Linked DNA regions of Homo sapiens: region 1 is linked to region 2. Evidence: read pairs that join two places in POLR2A ChIA-PET (ENCODE). Cell type or tissue: GM12878. All regions are shown on one strand. Links, peaks and the distances in the headings refer to the core of each region. The heading gives the core; the rest is flanking DNA. Region 1 has its middle 6.4 kb from the start of SNX29-AS3. Region 2 overlaps SNX29 (sorting nexin 29).

What was found. ChIA-PET counts read pairs that join two places held together with the same protein. Peaks named below come from ENCODE experiments on the same cell type or tissue, not always from the same donor. Only the 100,000 strongest peaks of a DNase experiment are listed, where the experiment ranks them.
Region 1: POLR2A ChIA-PET joins it to region 2 with 5 read pairs; 1 of 35 experiments calls an interaction of 5 or more read pairs at or near these places.

Annotation. Positions count from the first base shown.
Region 1 is chr16:12,612,989-12,622,163 of GRCh38, forward strand. No RefSeq gene overlaps it. Among named protein-coding and RNA genes, the nearest start is that of SNX29-AS3, 6.4 kb to the left of the region's middle. RefSeq lists enhancers at 158-1,357, 488-627, 808-967. In GM12878, for the core only: no CTCF peak of the experiment used is centred there; DNase peaks (open chromatin) are centred at 803 and 4,583.
Region 2 is chr16:12,076,325-12,085,499 of GRCh38, forward strand. SNX29 (sorting nexin 29) reads left to right here. Exons shown (of 21, transcript NM_032167.5): 11 at 2,509-2,591. It also overlaps the pseudogene RPS23P6. Among named protein-coding and RNA genes, the nearest start is that of SNX29, 100 kb to the left of the region's middle. In GM12878, for the core only: no CTCF peak of the experiment used is centred there; a DNase peak (open chromatin) is centred at 4,046; H3K27ac peaks cover 1,339 bases.

The DNA.
Region 1 (9,175 bases), core at 501-8,500, 540 kb after region 2:
TCTCCCTTGGTTCAGCTGTGCTCTCGCCATTGCTCCATCTGTAAGTCACCCTTCTATAGAAGTAAAATTGCCTTGAGGAAATTTTCAAGTGCTATTTCTTTTGTGGCATCAATAATTTTTAAGTGTTATTAATCTGTTCCCTTAACCAGAAACATCTAGAGGCCAAGAATAGCTACCAGTCCAGAATGCCGCCTCCCAAGTTCCAGCCTCATTTTCCTAGCCCTCATTCAGGACGGAGTTGCTCTGGTTCGAATGCCTCTGATAACAGACCCAAGAAGTTTCTTACTCATTCCCCCGTCTCCCCAAAGCCCACCCCCGCTGCTTAAAAAAAAAAAAAATTCACTGGGCTACTACATGGTGCTTGAGGTTGAAGTCTTTGAGCCTTGAGATTGTCATTTCAATGCAAATGTTTGTAAATTAGATGAAAGTCACAGATCAAGCCAGATAGAGGGGGAAGAATAGGGGATGTAGACCTTGGCCATGCTCCCAAGGAGAACGGCGGCAGACCAGCAGATGTTAATCATTAATCCGACAAACATTTCGATGCCTCTGCCCTTTGAACTCAAGGGCTGAAGGACAGGGACCAAGACAGGATGCTTGTTCCTTTTCTTTCCACGCCTTCCACCACCTCTTTGTTAAATATAGTGAACTCCAAGTTTCTCTTCAAAGAATCATTATGTCAGTATGTTCAGCTCTCTCATTCTTTGTTCTCCATTTTAACGTTTTTTGTGGTTTTCCTTCACCCCCTTGCCTCTAGATTCAGTGAGCAACTTTCCCACCAGTTCTAATCAGTAGTTCACATCTGTTCCACTGGTCACCTGCTTTGACCTGAGTCACCCTGGTCACCTGCTGTGTCCTGACTCATCCTTAGTCACCTGTTCTGTAACCGTCTTTCCTGCCAAGCTACTCACCCCCACCACTCCGACTCATACCCCTGGCTTTCTTTAAAATAGGCAATCGGAATTAGCTTAGACTGTGTGGTCCGACCTTAGCCAATAGGGGAATGACACAGCAGTAGGGGCTACCTACATCAGGAATAAAAACCCCTTCCCATCCCTTGTTCAGGTATGCCCTCAGTATTGCTCCACTCACGAGTTGCACCCTTCTATAGAAGTAAAAGCTGCAGAAAGTTAAATTTACATTTCAGTGCTATTTCTTTTATGGCACCGATTATTTATAACATCTTGGTCCATGAGAAGCCTTGTGACAGCCACTGTGTTTGGAATCCACTCTCCAAAAAGAAAAGCATCGTGCTCAGGGCCAAAGCTGCAATCATGCACGTGTGCTCTCCTTGGGCACATCGTCTCTTTTCAGACAAGGTTATGCATTATCAGTTTATAACTTGAAATCACAGAAAGAGAACGTTGATTCTGCAGTAACAGTAAGTGTTTAACCGTGTATACTAAAATCTTCATGTGAGAGTCGCAGTTCTCTCATGAATATACCTTGCATTTCACAGTCAGCCAAGTTGGCTCAAGACTCAGGGTAATAAACTCTAAATTACGGTAAGTCTTTAAGTTACATTGAAAAAACCACCAAAAAAAAGAACTTAAAGTCAGAAGAATGGAACCATTTGTCTCTTATCTACCTAGGACCTGGAAGCCCACCCCGCCCCTCCCCCACCGCGCCGTCGAGTCCTCCCAGCTTTGCTTCAAGTTGTCTTGCCTTTCTAGACCTGCCCCGTCTTTCCAGACCGAACCAATGTTCATCCAGCACGTATTGATGGATGTGTTATGTCTCCCTAGGAAGTGTAAAAGCCAGTTGTGTTCTGACCACCTCGGGCACAGGTCGTCAGGAACTCCTGAGAGTGTCACAGACAGGTGTGTTCAACTTTGGCAAAATAAACTTTCTGGATTAACTGCAACCTGTCTCAGATTTTCAGCATTTACAGATGTACACATGCTCACTCTAGAGCCTTTGCTCTTGACCCCTGGGTGCCCCTGCCTTTCACAGACACCTGTGTGCTTTCTGTAGGCAGATCTAGGGAATTCTCTGGCAAGAAAGCATTTAGGAACCTGCCCAGGCAATTCAGTGGTCAGCCAATATGGGGACTGGGAGTTAAATACTAGCTCTCTGCTTTTACCTACTAGTTACAACATTAAGTCGCTACAGAACACCCTCAGTTCACCTCTTAGTGTATCCTTTGAAAAAGGATACACTAATCTCTTTAAATGCATGACTGGTAATCAAATCAGATAATGCGTGTCAAAGCCTTTGAGTTATGATATGCACATATAATCCATTATCATAGTTCTAACAAGTACTTATCACTGGAAAATAGTAAGAAATCTTATTTTTGCCTAAATGGGGCCATCCCCCAAAGTATAAGAGAACCTTGTTACAGAAGATTTAACTACATTGAACGAGTCAGACCAGGCCTGGTGGCTCATGCCTATAATCCCAGCAATTTCGGAGGCCAAGGCACGAGGATTGCTCCAGTTGAGGAGTTTGAGACCATCCCCGACAAGATAGCAAGACCTTGTCTCTACGAAAGTTTAAAAATTAGCCAGGAGTGGTGGCATGCACTAGTAGTCCCCAGATACTTGTGGAGGATCACTCGAGCCCAGGAGATCGAGGCTATGATCTTACCACTACACTCCAGCCTAAAGCATAGGGTGAGACCGTGTGTTTAAAAAAAAAAAAAAAGTTGGGGGGTGGGGGGGTAACTCAGCATTGGAGATACCAAATGACTTCAGAAAATCCTTTTCTCCCATAAAGCAGAAGGGCCAAAGACCAGAAAAACATTAAAGGAGAAGAACCAGAAAACTAATAATACGGAGGACAAAAAAGAATGACGAAACCAATCCTTTCCCTAGTAATTGAAACAATTAACAAGGATATAGCTGAAGTAACTTGGAGCTGAAAATACTCATTTCATGGATCAGAAAGCATCAACAGAACAGGTGAAAGGAGATCTCTAGCTTGGCAAAGTTCTTATATAATCCTGCATATATCCAGGATAATAAAATGTTAACCACAATAGGCCGCAGTTTTTTTTAAAAAAATCCAGAATAGAACAAAGTTTAAAGGATTGAGCCATGACCTAACAATTTTATGCCACACGAAGCTACTGGTCTCATGTTTAAACAAGACATCATACAAGAAAGAAGAAAAAGTGACACTAACTCAGCCCTCTATATTAAAATGTGACATAAAGCTTGAATAGATATACTAATATCACCCTGCTCTAAGAATTAACCTCCGGTCAATAGCAACTGTATTAATAGCCTTAAGATGTCCCCAAGTATAAAGAACAAGAGACTCATGCTATCGTTTTTGGGTGGTGGGGATAGGGGAAAGACAGGGTCTCCTCTGTTAGCCAGGCTGGAGTACAGTGGCACGATCATGGCTCACTGCACCCTCAACCTCCCTCAACTCAAGGGATCCTCCTACGTTGACCTCCCCAGGCTTGAAAGATCCTCCTCTACACCTCAGCGTCCTGAGTAGCTGGGACTACAAGGCTGGTCTTGAACTCCTGGGCTCAAGCCATCTTCTCTCCCAAAGTGCTAGGATTACAGGTCTGAGCCCCTGCACCCCTCCCATTGCTACTTTTCAAAATTGCACTTGAGGTTGTAGCTTATGTAATAAGAATTTTAAGTAGCAGGGCGATACAAAATTGCAGTTGTTTACACATTATTCTCCAAGCTAGAAAATGGTCAGGAAACTGACATTTACTTTGAGCAGGGTAGTCCCATACTGTATCAACGTAAAAACGAACAAGTCAAATATACAACACAAAGCTTTTTAGAAACAATAGCCGCAAAGCTAAATCTTATTTTAAACGATCTATATAAAACTAAATTTTCACTAAATGACAGACTTGTATCACCCTCAAAGACTGTCAGTCAATTCTTCCCAAATTTTATGAACGTAATGCATCACAACCCTTGTTCCGTATGTCAATTCTTTGTAGAATTTGACCAACTTATTCTGAAACGCAGAAGAGCTAGGGCAGTTTTGGGAAGGGAAAAATAAAGGGAAACTTTGACCACTACAAACAAGAATCATATTACAAAGCTCTATGAAACCAGGGCAGGAATACATAAACCAAAGAATCAACACCCAAGTAGAGACAAAGGTTTGACAGAGGTTAAAGCGGGTATTTTCACATGAGCAGAGCAAGACTCAGTCTTAAAACAACTGCCTGTGCATCCAGAAAAACAGTACATTGGAACACTTGTCACACACAAAAGTGAACTTTAGCAAATCCTCGAACTATTTGAATAATGAAATACAATTTATAGACCTTGCACTATTAGACTTACAAATAAGTTTTTCAAAAACTATAGAAGAAATGACTGATGACCACAGTGAAGTGTTGAGGTTCTGCATGACAAAAATATGAACAAAGTAACACCAACATTCCAGAAGGTATTTGTAACTTACAGCAAATTGTTAATGACAAGGGTCCCCAAACCCCAGGCCACAGACCAAGAAACGTTCGTGGCCCATTAGGAGCAGGTGACACAGCAGAAGGTAAGCAGCTGGCGAACAAAGCGTCTGTATTTACAGCTTCTTCCCATTGGTCACATCACCACCTGAGCTCTGCCTGTCCATCAGTGGCAGCATTAGATTCTCACAGGAGAATGAACCCCTATTGTGAACTGCGCGTGTGAGGGATCTAGATTGCGTGCTCCTTCTGACAAGGTAACTAATGCCAAATGATCTGTCACTGTCTCCCACCTCCCACCTCCAGATGGGGCCGTCTAGTTTCAGGAAAACAAGGTCAGGGCTCCCACTGATTCTACATTATGGTGAGTTGTGTAGTTTCATTATTATGTCATAATTTTAAAGTACACGAGAAATGTAAGGTGCCTGAACCATCTCCCAAACTGTCCTCCCCTCCCACCAACCCCATCTGTGGAAAAACTGTCCTCCACACAACCGGTTTCCTGTTGCCAGAGTTTGCTGACTGCCAATCTACAATGTATGTGCTTTAGAGAACACCCCTTTTGTTTTTTACATTGGCTGAAACTGGTCAAGAAAATAGGCTTCTCTCCCCAAGGCCTCCCCATTTCCCAAGAAAATGAGATACTAATCAAAAAGTGGATATAAATAAGCAATTCACAGAAAATGCACTCACTGACCATATGAAAAGATGTTCACCTCATCAGCAATCAGGGGGCTATAGGTTAATGAAGTATTTCTAGCTATTAAATCACCAAAAGCTTAAATATGATCAGGTGTTCTCACACCTCACTTGTGGTCCAATTCCTATAACCGTTTTGGAGAAAATTTTGACAAAGAAATATGTGCATGCCCCAAGATGGAGCCACCATCAGTATCTCCGCTTGAAAAGCATTTACCCAAACATCAAGATGGCCTGGCCAGGGGCCTGAGCTGTGTGTAGTAAAGAAAAACAACAGGAAACCACCCAGATCGCGTCCAATTGATAGGATGGTTGTGTAAACTTTTATATATTTGGACCATAATAAACCAAGCAGTTAGAAAATTTCTCCGAGTATACTGATACAGCTGAGCTGCAAGCAGCGAAAAAACCAAGTTGCTGAATGATATGTACATGATACAGTTTATACCTAACAGTTGCTGAAAGCATAGATGTTAACGCATAGGAAAGGCCTGGGAAAGTGCACATGAAACTGAACAAGATCTGCCCCAGGGAAGGGGGAAGGAGACTGAGTCCTAGAATCATGGTAGGTGGTCATGGTACAGTGGGTAGCTAGTCAGACATGAGCAGGGAAGCAGCAGCCCCCATCCCCCCACCACCACCAGGAATGCCAGGGCACTACCAGGTCATGTTCTGGCAGTTGTTAATGGTCTGAAATAATTGGTCTCAGCCAGTGCCAGGGAAAGGCAGGCTTACAACAGATAGACACACCTGAGGGCGAGCACAGTTGCTCATGCCTGTAATCCCAGTTTGGGAGGCCGAGGTGGGTGGATCATGAGATCAAGGGTTTGAGACCAGCTTGGCCAACATAGTGAAACCCCGTCTCTGCTATAAATACAAAAATTAGCCAGGCATGGTGATGAACTCCTGTAGTCCCAACTACTCGGGAAGCTGAGGCAGGAGACTCGCTTGAACCCAGGAGGCAGAGGTTGAGGTGAGCTGAGATTGTGCCACTGCACTCCAGCCTGGGAAACAGAGCAAGAATTCGTCTCAAGAAAAAAAAAAAAAAAAAAAAAAAAAAAAAAAAAAAGACACCCTAAACTGGTCATCAACAGCTTACCAGTAAGATCTCAGGAGCTGGGCAAGTGGGCTCAAACATGCAGAGAGGCAAAATAGCAGAGTTTTAAACACTCGACTGGTAAGAGAAGAACACCTCAAGTGGGCTTGTGCACAGCTTCAGTAAGCACACTGGGCATGCTCCACTCCTAAGTGCTGACAGGCCCTGCACATGTGGACAGCCCACCCCAAGGGAAAAAAAAAATCAGGAAAGGGACCCAAGACCCCAGAAGCATGCCAACATACAAACCCATGTCAAAGATCAGCCAGTGCCCATCATCTCTCAAGTCACCCACTTGGCCTCCTTCCAAGTATACTTTACCTTCCTTTCATTCCTGCTCTAAAACTTGCCTTGGGCTTTCCTTCCACCATATGCCCCCTGGGTCAAATTCTTCTGGCTAGGTGCTGTCTCATGCCTGTAATCCCAGCACTTTGAGAGGCGGGTGGATCACTTGAGGCGAGGAGTTTGAGACCAGCCTGGCCAACCTGATGAAACCGTCTCTACTAAAAATACAAAAAATTAGCCAGGCACAGTGGCATGCACCTGTAGTCCCAGCTGCTGAGGCGGCTGAGGCAAAAGAATCGCTTGAACCGGGGAGGCAGAGGTTACAGTGAGCTAAGATCACGCCACTGCACTCCAGCCTGGGCAACAGGCTGGACTTTTTTTTTTTTTTTTTTTTTTTTTGACTCCTACCACCTCCCCCCACCCAAAACAAAAAAAAAAACCAAACACCTTCTGCAGGTGTTTACATTTGCTGCTATTAAAAGACTTTAGTCACACCAACAATCTTAAAAATCAAGACAAAGGATGAACCAACTGAGTAAAAACCCATTTAAAATAGAAATCTGTTTTGTCCCCCAGCTTTCCCATTAGTTGGATACTTACTTTACACTGCATTCTAAAAGCCCAGATGAGATCATCACCCAAGCAGTAAAAATGAAAGCATCAAAAAGGGTTCCTGAACATAGAGAAAATAGTTTATCTTTAATAAAAACCTTAACTTCTTTGTATCAAATAACAGAAGCCAAAAACCCAAAGGCAGAGAAATCTAGAAGAGCATTAAGTACATATGTAATATAGAAAGTTCTACAAACCAAGGTAGAAAAGACCAAGAATACTGTAATAAAATAGGCACACAATTTCCAGAATTAAACCAATAGACCCAAGAACATGTCTGACCTCACGTGGCAGGGAGAGAAATTAAAACAAATGGTAGAACATTTTTTTGGCTACCAAAATGGTCCAAATGAAAAAATAATGTTGACAAAGTAGGATGAACCATTCCCAGCAGTACTGTCCAAAGAAAATAGATACAAACCATATGTGTATCTTCTAACACTACCAGAACCCATTGCAGAAAGAAAAAGGTGCAATTTTAGTACTATATTTAAACACTATATCAGAAGTATTTCGAGTCACTATAAACATTTACGAGCTATTCACTTTTGGAGGGGTACTAATTCTTTCAAATTTGCCATGTGTCTTAGGCTCCTACTATATCTCAATCCAGATGCAAAATTTTACTACAAATTTAAGTTTCATAAAATTTTCCATTGAGAAGGACATTCATATACTTAAGTTGTTTCCAACATATTTAAGCTTCCCAGTAACAGAATGAGTAACAGGTCTTACAATTTATTCCAGAGTGGTTGAAATACAATTCAATCCAGTTACCTCGGTCACACCAACCTTTTTTGGGAGGTGGTGGTGGTTGTGAAGACAGGGTCTCACTGTCACGCACGCTGTAGTGGCAGGATCACAGCTCACTGCAACCTCCGCCTCCTAGGCTCAAATGGTTCTCCCACCTCAGCCTCTTGGAGTAGCTAAGACCATATGCATGTGCCACCATGCTTGGCTAATTTTTTAATTTTTGGTAGAGATGGGGTTTCGCCATGTTGCCCAGACTGATCTCAAACTCCTGAGCTCAAGTGAATATCCAATCTCAGCCTCCCAAAGTGCTCGGATTACAGGCTTGAGCCACCACACCTAGCCTTGACAACTCTTCAAGTGTATGAAAGCCACCTGTGGCTGGTGGCTGCCATACTGAAGGCTACAGTTCTAGAATAAGTGCACCCGCCCAACCCAGGTCCCGGCTACAAGTGGAGGCAGCTCTTTCCAGAGTTTCCCAAACCCTGATATCACCGTGCTGTCTGATCAACATTCCCTGCGATTTCCAGACTCAACCGTCCTGGCCTCATCCACAGGTGCCTTCCAGGCTGCCCTGTTCTTGCTGTGACTTTTGCCATGAGGCACATAGAGCAGTTTAGTCAATTGCTACCCTCTTCAGTTCTCACGCTGTAAATTGTAAACTATGGGAATAAGAATGATACTTAAAGCAACAGGCTCCTTTTACCAAGTAGACTGCATGCTAAATGCTTTGCATCCTTTGTCATTTGTACCCCTTTCTACTTATATGCAGGAAACAAGCTTAGAAAAGGACATCTTAGGGCCTCATTAGTAAGCAAAGAACCACTTGTCCTTGGAACTGGAGCGAACTGGCCCCAAACCCCATGCTCTCCCCCCTTCCTCACAGTTCTGGCCTAATTGGGTGTGCAATCTCCCTCCCCCAGTCACCCACAGTGGCTCCCAGCACTCCTTGGGGATTTGGGTCAGCGGGACACCGCCTAGGACACTGCTTCTCAGACATTAGGCCAAGATAGCACCAAGAAAAAGGAAACCCCCACATGGGAACCTACCCTTCTCTAGGTAAAGAGCTATTGTGCGCGATGCCTTAAATAGATGCTCATTTAATTATCACAGCTATTTCTCAAGTCAGAACTGTCATCACCATTTTACAGAAAACAAGTGAGTCAAAGGCAAACATCTGGGAAGCTGTGGGGCTAGGATTTGGTGGACTGCTACCCCAGCAGAAAACTGGGGATGCAGGGGTGAGTCCCACGAGGCAGGGTTCACCCCATGCCCCTCTTCCCGAGATGATCACAGTACTTGTCTCCAGGGTCTGTGGTCCTACCAGAGTCTAATCCACAGTA
Region 2 (9,175 bases), core at 613-8,612:
CAGTCTTACTCTGTCGCCCAGGCTGGAGTGCAGTGGCACCATCTTGGCTCACTGCAACATCCGCCTCCTGGGTTCAAGTGATTCTCCTGCCTCAGCCTCCCAAGTACCTGGGATTACACATGTCCACCACCATGCCCGGCTAATTTTTGTATTTTTCAGTAGAGACGGAGTTTCGCCATGTTGGCTAGGCTGGTCTCGACCTCCTGACCTCATGTGATCCGCCTGCCTTGGCCTCCCAAAGTGCTGGGATTCCAGGCGTGAGCCACCACGCCCAGCCTGGTCATAACATTTTTATGTAGCCTGGGTGACAAAGCGAGACCCTGGATGCTTGGTGGCAGAACTGAAATGGACACCAAAGTCTTATGCCACTGCCATCCTTGCTGCTATTACCGTTTTCTTCTTCTGTCTCTCCTCTTGGCTGTAATTTGGGGTCCCAGGGTGCTATTACATCCTTATTTTCAAACCTAGCTCTAGAGTGGAACTTCCTGACTACCGTAAACCATATTAGATGCCATGGTCTTACCTGGAACAGTCAAGGGTTCTGCTCTCTCAAAATGACATTGCTTGTAGGAAGCTTGTCGCAGTTAGTTCAGTGTCAGAAGGAATTGGTGTTGCCAGACCCTTCCAGGGGGTGGAGTCTTTTTTTGCTATTTATTTTAGAAAATGTGACTAGGCATGGTGGCCCATGCCTGTAATCTCAGCACTTTGGGAGGCCAAGGTGGGAGGATTACTTGAGGCCGGGAGTTCAACACCACCAGTCTGGGCAAGTGAGACCCTGTCTTTACAAATAAAACAACAACAAAAATTATCCAGATGTGGTGGTGCATGCCTGTAGTGTCAGCTACTTGGGAGACTGATGTGGGAAGATCACTTGAACCCAGGAGTTCAAGCCTTCAGCGAGCTGAGATTGCACCACTGCACTCCAGCCTAGTTAACGGAGTGAGAACCTGTCTTAAAAAAAAAAAAATTGGAAAATGCAACAGTAAATGAAAAAAGAAAATCAGTCTTAACCCTCAACTTCATTATGTTGTTGATGTTTTGGTACTTTTCCTCCTAGTCATGGTGTGTGTGTGTGTGTGTGTGTGTGTGTGTGTGTGTGTGTGTATCTCTGTTAACCATGTGATGACCGTGCTGTTCTCACCAAAGACACTAAACTTTATTTTTCATGTTGTAAATTATTTGTAAACATACAGTTGATTCTTATTATTCCCAGTAGTTGTATTCTATAAAGTTGCTATGAAGACTGAACCAGTGCTCCTAGGGGAAGTACATGGTTAAGTTGCTTTGAGGCTCTGGTCACACATTTTGTTTTTGAGATGAACTGTTGCTCTTTTGCCCGGGGCTGGAGTGCAGTGGCGTGATCTTGGCTCACTGCAACCTCTGTTTCCTGGGTTGAAGTGATTCTCCTGCCTCAGCCTCCCAAGTAGCTGGGATTACAGGCATGTGCTACCACACCCAGATAATTTTTGTATTTTTAGTAGAGAAGGGGTTTTGCCATGTTCGCCAGGCTGGTCTCGAACTCCTGACCTCATGTGATCCACCCGCCTCGGCCTCCCAAAGTATTGCGATTACAGGCATGAGCCACCACACCTGGCCTGGTCACAGCATTTTTATCAACTGATCAACACATAACCTGGTTTTATGTCTGTTCCTGTTTAAAGACACCTTGTTTAATGTATGCAGTTGATTCATTAACATTGAATTCACAGCCAGCAGCACTGTAAGCCATGCCTGAATGAAGCATCTCTAACTCACAAATTATCTCCATACGGCACATCACAGCCTTCCTGTGCTTAGGAACTGTCGGCAGTACCACTTCAGCACTGTGCTTGGGGACATTTTAAACAATAAAATCAAGTGGAAAAAAAGGCCGGGTGTGGTGGGTCATGCCTGTAATCCCAGCACTTTGGGAGGCTGAGGCAGGTGGATCACTTGAGGTCAGGACTTTGAGACCAGTCTGGCCAACTTGGCGAAACCCCATTTCTAGTAAAAATACAAGAATTAGTCGGGTGTGGTGGTGCGGGCCTGTAATCCCAGCTACTTGGGAGGCTGAGGCACAAGAATCGCTTGAACCCAGGAGGTGGAGGTTACAGTGAGCCGAGATCACGCAAAAGAAAGAAAAGTGGAAAAAAAAATGCTAAAAACATGGCAGTAAATAGACAGCAAAGAGGATGCTTGTTTACGGTGTGAGATCTGAGGTCCCAGCTGTTCGACTTCAGCTGAGATTATGCACATTAGGGAGTGAAATTATTGGCCTCTGCACGTGTTCATGAATGATTGTGAAAGCACCTCAAGTATTGACTTTGGGGTTACAAATAAATTTTAGTGCGTAGATGAATTTCCAAATACGGAATCTGCAGATAACGAGGCCTGACTAATTTCCAATGACTGCCTCTATCCCTTCTAGTAGAGGTACCGGAGTAAACCGACCTCTGCTAGTTTTTGGAATGGTGAGGGTGTGTACTTTCAGTGGCCGAGTGTAACTTCCTCCTGCCTGCTTTTTCCTAGTGTGGAAGCCAGCTCTCCAGGCCACGGAAGTCCTCTGAGCAGCCTGTTACCTTCTGCCTCAGTGCCAGAGTCCATGACAATTAGTAAGTACTTTCGCAGCCCCCTCCACCAGCTCTGGGATGACTTCTGGCCCACGTCTCATGGCGGTGCCTTTGTGCTTCTAACCCTGTGACTGTGGGTTCACGTCAGGTGTGTACGTCCCTGGTTGTAGACTGGAGGTGTGGTACGTGCTTGTGGATATCCAGAACCGTGGTTAATGCGTGGCGCTTGGGCGTGTGCGCGCTAAAGGGCGTGCCTCAGGATGGAGCAGCCTTGCCGTAGACTTCTGTGGTTCCAGGTTTTGGGGTTTGCCTCCCATAATGCAGTTAGCTACAGAGGACCTATTCTAGTTGGATTTCCTTTGTAACTCTGAAGGACTCATTTTTGTAAGTGAAGAAGAATATGTCTCTCCAAGATGATTAAACTTTGCTAATGATCAGGCTTCAACTGTTTCCAACTTTACTACCTAGAAAAAGTATTAGAGATATAGCAAGGAAGACTAGGTTTGAATGGCTTTGTATAACAAAGAATAAACCAACTGTTATGTAAACTGACGGGTGCTCCTGGTATCTCACTGGTGGCTTGAGCCAGCATTTGTCCCATGGCCTCCCCTGGAGGCAGAGGGGGCACTTGTTCCCAATTAAAAAAAAAAATTAGCTTTTGTTGCTAAGGAAGGAAGAAGGCGTTTGGGAGGCACCTAGCATTTTCTGATTCAAGGGTGAAGCAGGAAGTGAGCAGACACTATGTAAACCAACAGTTGGTTTATTTTTTGTACACAAAGCCATTCAGACCTACTCTTCTTGAAGTTCCGGTGGTTAAGGAGATGTGATGGAAATTTCTCTCTATCCAGAGGTAGATGGGCTGGGGCTGGTATGTGGCTCCACGGCCATCAGAGACCGGGACTCCTCCTGTCTTGCCTTGTAGACCAAAATAGCCATTTTAGCTCCAGCCATTTCATTCTCATTCCAGGCGGCAGGAAGGAGGAGAGAGCAGAGAGACTTCGTCTATTTCTACATATAGGATTCAGGGGCCTGAGCTTGGATAGGGAAAAAAATTACAATGTTTTTCATTTAGCTCTGGGTGAAATATAGTATTTTCTTCAATCATGATCATTCTATTTTGATGTAATTGGTTTCCTTTGTGATATGGTATGTTTTATATATTTTAATACATTTTCCTGAATAGGAGCCCATGGTTATTCCTAGATTACAAAATGGGCTCTTGGTACAAAAACGTTGAAGCTCCCCCGACCTTCACTAGAAGGTGCTTACAGTATACCACTCGTGTCTTGGGCCAGCATTCATGTCATGGTCCCCCTTGGCTGCAGAGGGGGCAATTGTTCTTGATAAAAAGGAAATTAGTTTTTGTTGCTAAGGAAGGAAGAAAGAGTTTGGGAGGCACCCAGCATTCTTTGATTCAAGGGTGAAGCAGGAAGTGAGCAGACACCGTAAGGCTGCTGCGTGGGAACGGCTGGCCGCACTTTTTGTATGTGAGCATGTGTGGTTTACTGTGGCGCTGCTCAGCCCTGAACTCCGCTGAGCAGGTGTTAATAGATCACTCAGTCCATGGGACACAGGGTGGGTGAGTATGTAGCTGGCTGCTTTTCACCTGTCAATCTTTTGTTTACCACAGTACTGTTACTTACCCTATAGTTTACTTTATTATTCATTTTTATTTATTTATTTTTTTGTAGAGTTGAGGTCTCACCATGCTGTCCAGGCTGGTCTTGAACTCCTAGGATCAAGCGATCCACCCGCCTCAGCCTTCCAAAGCGCTGGGATGACAGGCATGAGCCACCGTGCCCGGCCTACTACAGTTTACTTTTTTTTTTTTTTTTGAGACAGAGTCTTGCTCTTGTCTCCCAGGCTGGAGTGCAATGGCACGATCTCAGCTTACTGCAACCTCCACCTCCTGGGTTCAAGCGATTCTCCTGCGTCAGCCTCCCAAGTAGCTGGGATTACAGGCCCACGCCCGGCTAATTTTTGTATTTTTAGTAGAGATGGGGTTTCGCCATGTTGGCCGGGCTGGTCTTGAACTCCTGACCTCATGATCTGCCGGTCTCAGCCTCCCAAAGTGCTGGGATTACAGGTGTGAGCCACCGTGCCCAGACTGTAGTTTACTTTTAATGATGCACTTAAACAAATTGAATTCCTTTATTTTTTGAAAAAGGAAGCTTTATCTCACTACTGTAAATGGAGAGTCACTATGAGTTAACGAAACCAGCAGGTCGCTGTAAAATGAAGACAGTGGAAGGAAACTATTACTAAGTGTGCCTGGCGTGGTTGCCTGCCCTGGGTTCCGATTGATACCCACTCTTGTTGTTCAAAAGAGAGATGAGTGCTGCTTCTTTTTGGCCCCGGCCTGTGGCAAGTATCTCAGTCTTCATACTGCTGGGAAGCTCTGTAACCACCAGCAAGACCAGAAGTGGGGTGATCAGCAGTGCAGGAAAGCCCATTTGGGTGCAGTCCCCGCACCTAGCCCTTTTGGAAGTGCTTCTCCAAAAGGGAATTGTGCCGGAAAAGTAGGGATTGAAACCAAACAGCCACATCCTGCCATCAGGATGCTCTTTATGGCCCCACTGACCAAGAAATCACAGCTTCTGTACTCAGTGATGACTGCTTGACTTCAGTTGAGGACAACAATGAAGTTCTGTAGCCAGGCGTGGTGGCAGATGTCTGTAATCCCAGCTACTCGGGAGGCTGAGGCAAGAGAATTGCTTAAACCCCGGGAGGTGGAGGTTGCAGTGAGCCGAGATGGCGACACTGCACTCCAGCCTGGGTGCCAGAGCGAGACTCTTTGTCTCAAAAAAAAAAAAAAAAAAAAAGAAAAGAAAAGAAAAGAAAAAAAAAGCTAAAATAAAAATTTCGGGGAAAAAAATTTAGGGATAAAACCTTGGTGAAGTTCTGATTGCTGGATTTGGTCACAAAGATCATGCTGTTGGTGACATCCCTGGGGTCCGAGTTAAGGTTCTCAGAGTAGTCAGTGTAGCTCTCCCTTGGTCCTATGCAAAGGCAAGAAGGAAAGACCAAGATAATACATTTTGATGGTGAAAACACAGTAGAAATATATTTTTATAAGCCAAAGGCAAAGAGATGTGTCAGCGAGTCACATTAGGTGTTGAGGCTATCCTGTTACTGAACTGATGGTAATGGAGAGGACTGAGGATGAGAAAAGAAGCCACTCCTGTGACTTGCTGGGATCTAACGCCACATCGCTTCCCAGCACCTATGATTCTGTCTCTGTGTGGGTGGCACCGTGGTGTAGATGGACAAGACTTGACTCTGGCTGTGAGGCACAGCTACTGTAAAGAACACTGCGTTTTGATTTATGGGCATTTTTTTTTTTTAAAGGACAGCAGCCCCGAGATCATGCCTGCGAGCCTTTGTAGGCACCGTAAGTAGGGCTGCAGGCATCCCTGTGTGCCCTGGCAGGTGTCTGACATTCTGTTTCCCAAGAGTTCCTGCGGCCGGGGCTGAGGTCCCAGCATCTCAGATAAACACGGTTTGCTTTGTCAGCTGCGTCTCAGGTCCACATAGAGCATGGTGTCTGGGCCTTCCTCAGCCGCTTTCTGTCTTTGAGGAAGTCACTGGCCTTGCCTGTGCATTTTCAGTGATGACATACATGCCCTTAAACATGCTCGAGTTAGGCCAGTGACAGAGGCGTAGATTGTTTTTCTTGTTTTGACTCAGACAATTTTTTAGAAACTATATCATTTTATTATTTGGCATTTTGAGCAAGTTTGGGACATATCCAGAGCTTATACCTTGAATCTCTGAAGAAAAAAATGTCACCATGTCTGCATTTGAGCCTTGATACTTGGTAGAAACGTGGTCTGTGGTTAGGATTGTGTGTGGGTGGCTGGGACAAGGGGCTTCTGTCTTCTGCGGTGCCTGTACCTTTAGGAGTCTTCAAGGACAGTGCTGTTGTCTACCCTGGATGTCATCCAGCACAGATGAGGGGTCAGGAATCCTAGAAATTTTGAGCGAAGGGTGGTTTTCACTTGTGTTTTCCCACCCTGCCATCACCTCCTGTGTCACATGCAAGAGGAGTAAGAAGAGTGGGTCTGTCTGGGTGTCCGGGGTATTTGCTTGGGCTACCATAACAAGGGGCCACAGATAGGGTGGCTTCAACAACAAAAACTTATTTTCTCGGCCGGGCACGGTGGCTCATGCCTGTAATCCTAGCACTTTGGGAGGCCGAGGTGGGGGGAATCACTTGAGGTCAGGAGTTCAAAACCAGCCTGGCCAACATGGTGAAACCCTGTCTCTACTAAAAATACAAAAAATTAGCATGGTGTGGTGGCTGGCACCTGTAATCTCGGCTACTCGGGATGCAGAGGCAGGAGAATCGCTTGAACCTGGGAGGCAAAGGCTGCAGTGAGCTGAGATTGCACCACTGCACTCCAGCCTGGGCGACAGAGCAAGACTATGTCTCAAAAAAAAAAAAAACCCCTCAAAACTTATTTTCTTACAGTTCTGGAGGCTGAAAGACCAAGATCAAGGTGCCAGCAGGGTTGATTTCTGGTAAGGCCTCTTTCCTTGGCTTGCAGACAGCCACCTTCTCTCTGTCCTTATGTGGCCTTTCCTCTGCAGGCACATCCTGGTGTCCCTTATCTCTTCTTATAAGGGCACCGGTCCTGTGGGATCAGAGCCCCATGCTTATGACCTTATTAACTTTGATTACCTCATTAAGGCCTTGTCTCCATATAAACTCCGATTGGGAGTTAGGTCTTCCACTGGTTCATTAGGGAAGGGATGCAATTCAGTCCATAGCATGAGTTGTCCCAGGAGTGAGTGTCGCAAATGCCGTCCCAGTTCAGATGGAGCATCCCATTGCTGCATGTGAAGCACCTGAGATTCTCCTCTAGAGCAGTCACTGGACTCTTGGAAACCCCAGAGGAGCTTGGCAAAGAAACTCATCAGCTCTGCCCCACAAAGCAGCGAATGCTTCACTCACATCCCGCCAAGTGGCTTCCCTGGCTTCGTGTAATAATCTGTGGAGGTGGCTGCCTCTGTACTGTAATTGAGCTAGAGCTAGGTAATTTAATCCTCAGTGCCTGCGGATAATTGTGAAGTCTTCTATCGAGCAACCTTTCCCTCTCAGGTATCTCTGAAATTGCAAAGGGTGTTTTGTCCTGAGGCATTCAGAGGGACTGTATTCTTGTGGTTATTTACTACTGAAGAGAAGATGGTGTATCCAGACCCACATGATTGTTCTCCTACTGCAAGGCCCTCTGGTACTTCAGAAAATACAAAAGCCTGTTATGAAAAAGTTAATTTTTTTTTTTTTTTGAGACGGAGTGTTGCTCTTATCGCCCAGGCTGGAGTGCAGTGGCACGATCTCGGGTCACTGAAACCTCCGCCTCCCGGATTCAGGCTATTCTCCTGCCTCAGCCTCATGAGTAGCTGGGATTACAGATGCCCGCCACCACACCCAGCTAATTTTTGTACTTTTAGTAGAGGCAGGGTTTCACCATGTTGGCCAGGCTGGTCTCGAACTCCTGACCTTGTGATCCGCCCACCTCGGCTTTCCAAAGTGAAAAAGTTAATTATTTAGCAAAGCAGTAAAGACAGTTTGGAGCAAACTAAAACACCCATAATTCTGCCTCAGGGATGCCTTGCATTTCTGCAGGTAGGTTCCCAGTTCTTGTTTCGGGCACACGGAGCTGTACCTGGGGTTGGAGTTGCAGCTGTGCCTGTTGCTCTCGGGAGGCCATGTGCCCTCAGGGCCGGGAGGGCACACTCGGAAGCTCAGCTGCCTGGGCTCAGGTTCCAGCTGAGTGGCCCCAGCCCCCTCAGTACCGTGTCCTTATCAAGATAGAGTGACAGGATCAACACCCAAATCATGGGCGGCCATGAAGATAACTGTGATGTGCTTAGAACAGCATCAGGATCAGAGTTAAGAGTCAATAAATAGGCCGGGTGCAGTGGCGCACACCTGTAATCCCAGCACTTTGGGAGGCCAAGGTGGGCAGATCACTTGAGGGCAGGAGTTTGAGACTAGCCAGGCCAACATAGTGAGACTCTGTCTCTATAAAAAATAAAAAAAATTACCTGGATATGGTGGTGCGTACCTGTATTCCCAGCTAATTGGGAGGCTGAGGCAGGAGGATTCTTTGAGCCCAGGAGGTCAAGGCTGCAGTGAGTTATGATTACACCACTGCACTCCAGCCTGGGTGACAGGGCTAGACCCGTCTCAAAAAGAAAAAGAAAAAAAAAAGAAATCCCCAGGGCAGTGAGTGTCTTCTGTCCCCTCTGGGCCCTTTCCCCTTGTCTGAAGTCACCCGCATGGCCAGTGGCTTTGCTTTTCTGCCTCCTCTTCTGTCAGCTCTTACCACCAGTTCCTGACAAACCCTCAAAGCAAACTTCTGGAATGCTATGGGCTTGTTAAGAACACAGCAGGTCCGAGGAGAGTGGCATTTGATTTGTTTTGGAGGCCCCATATTCCTTCTCCACTCTTCTTCCCTTTCCTTTTGGACGGCGTCTCGCTCTGTTGGCCAGGCTGGAATGCACTGGTGTAATCTCGGCTCACTGCAACCTCCGCCTCCCAGGTTCAAGTGATTCTACTGCCTCTGCCTTCGGAGTAGCTGGGATTAAAGGCACGCGCCACCACACCCAGCTAATTTTTG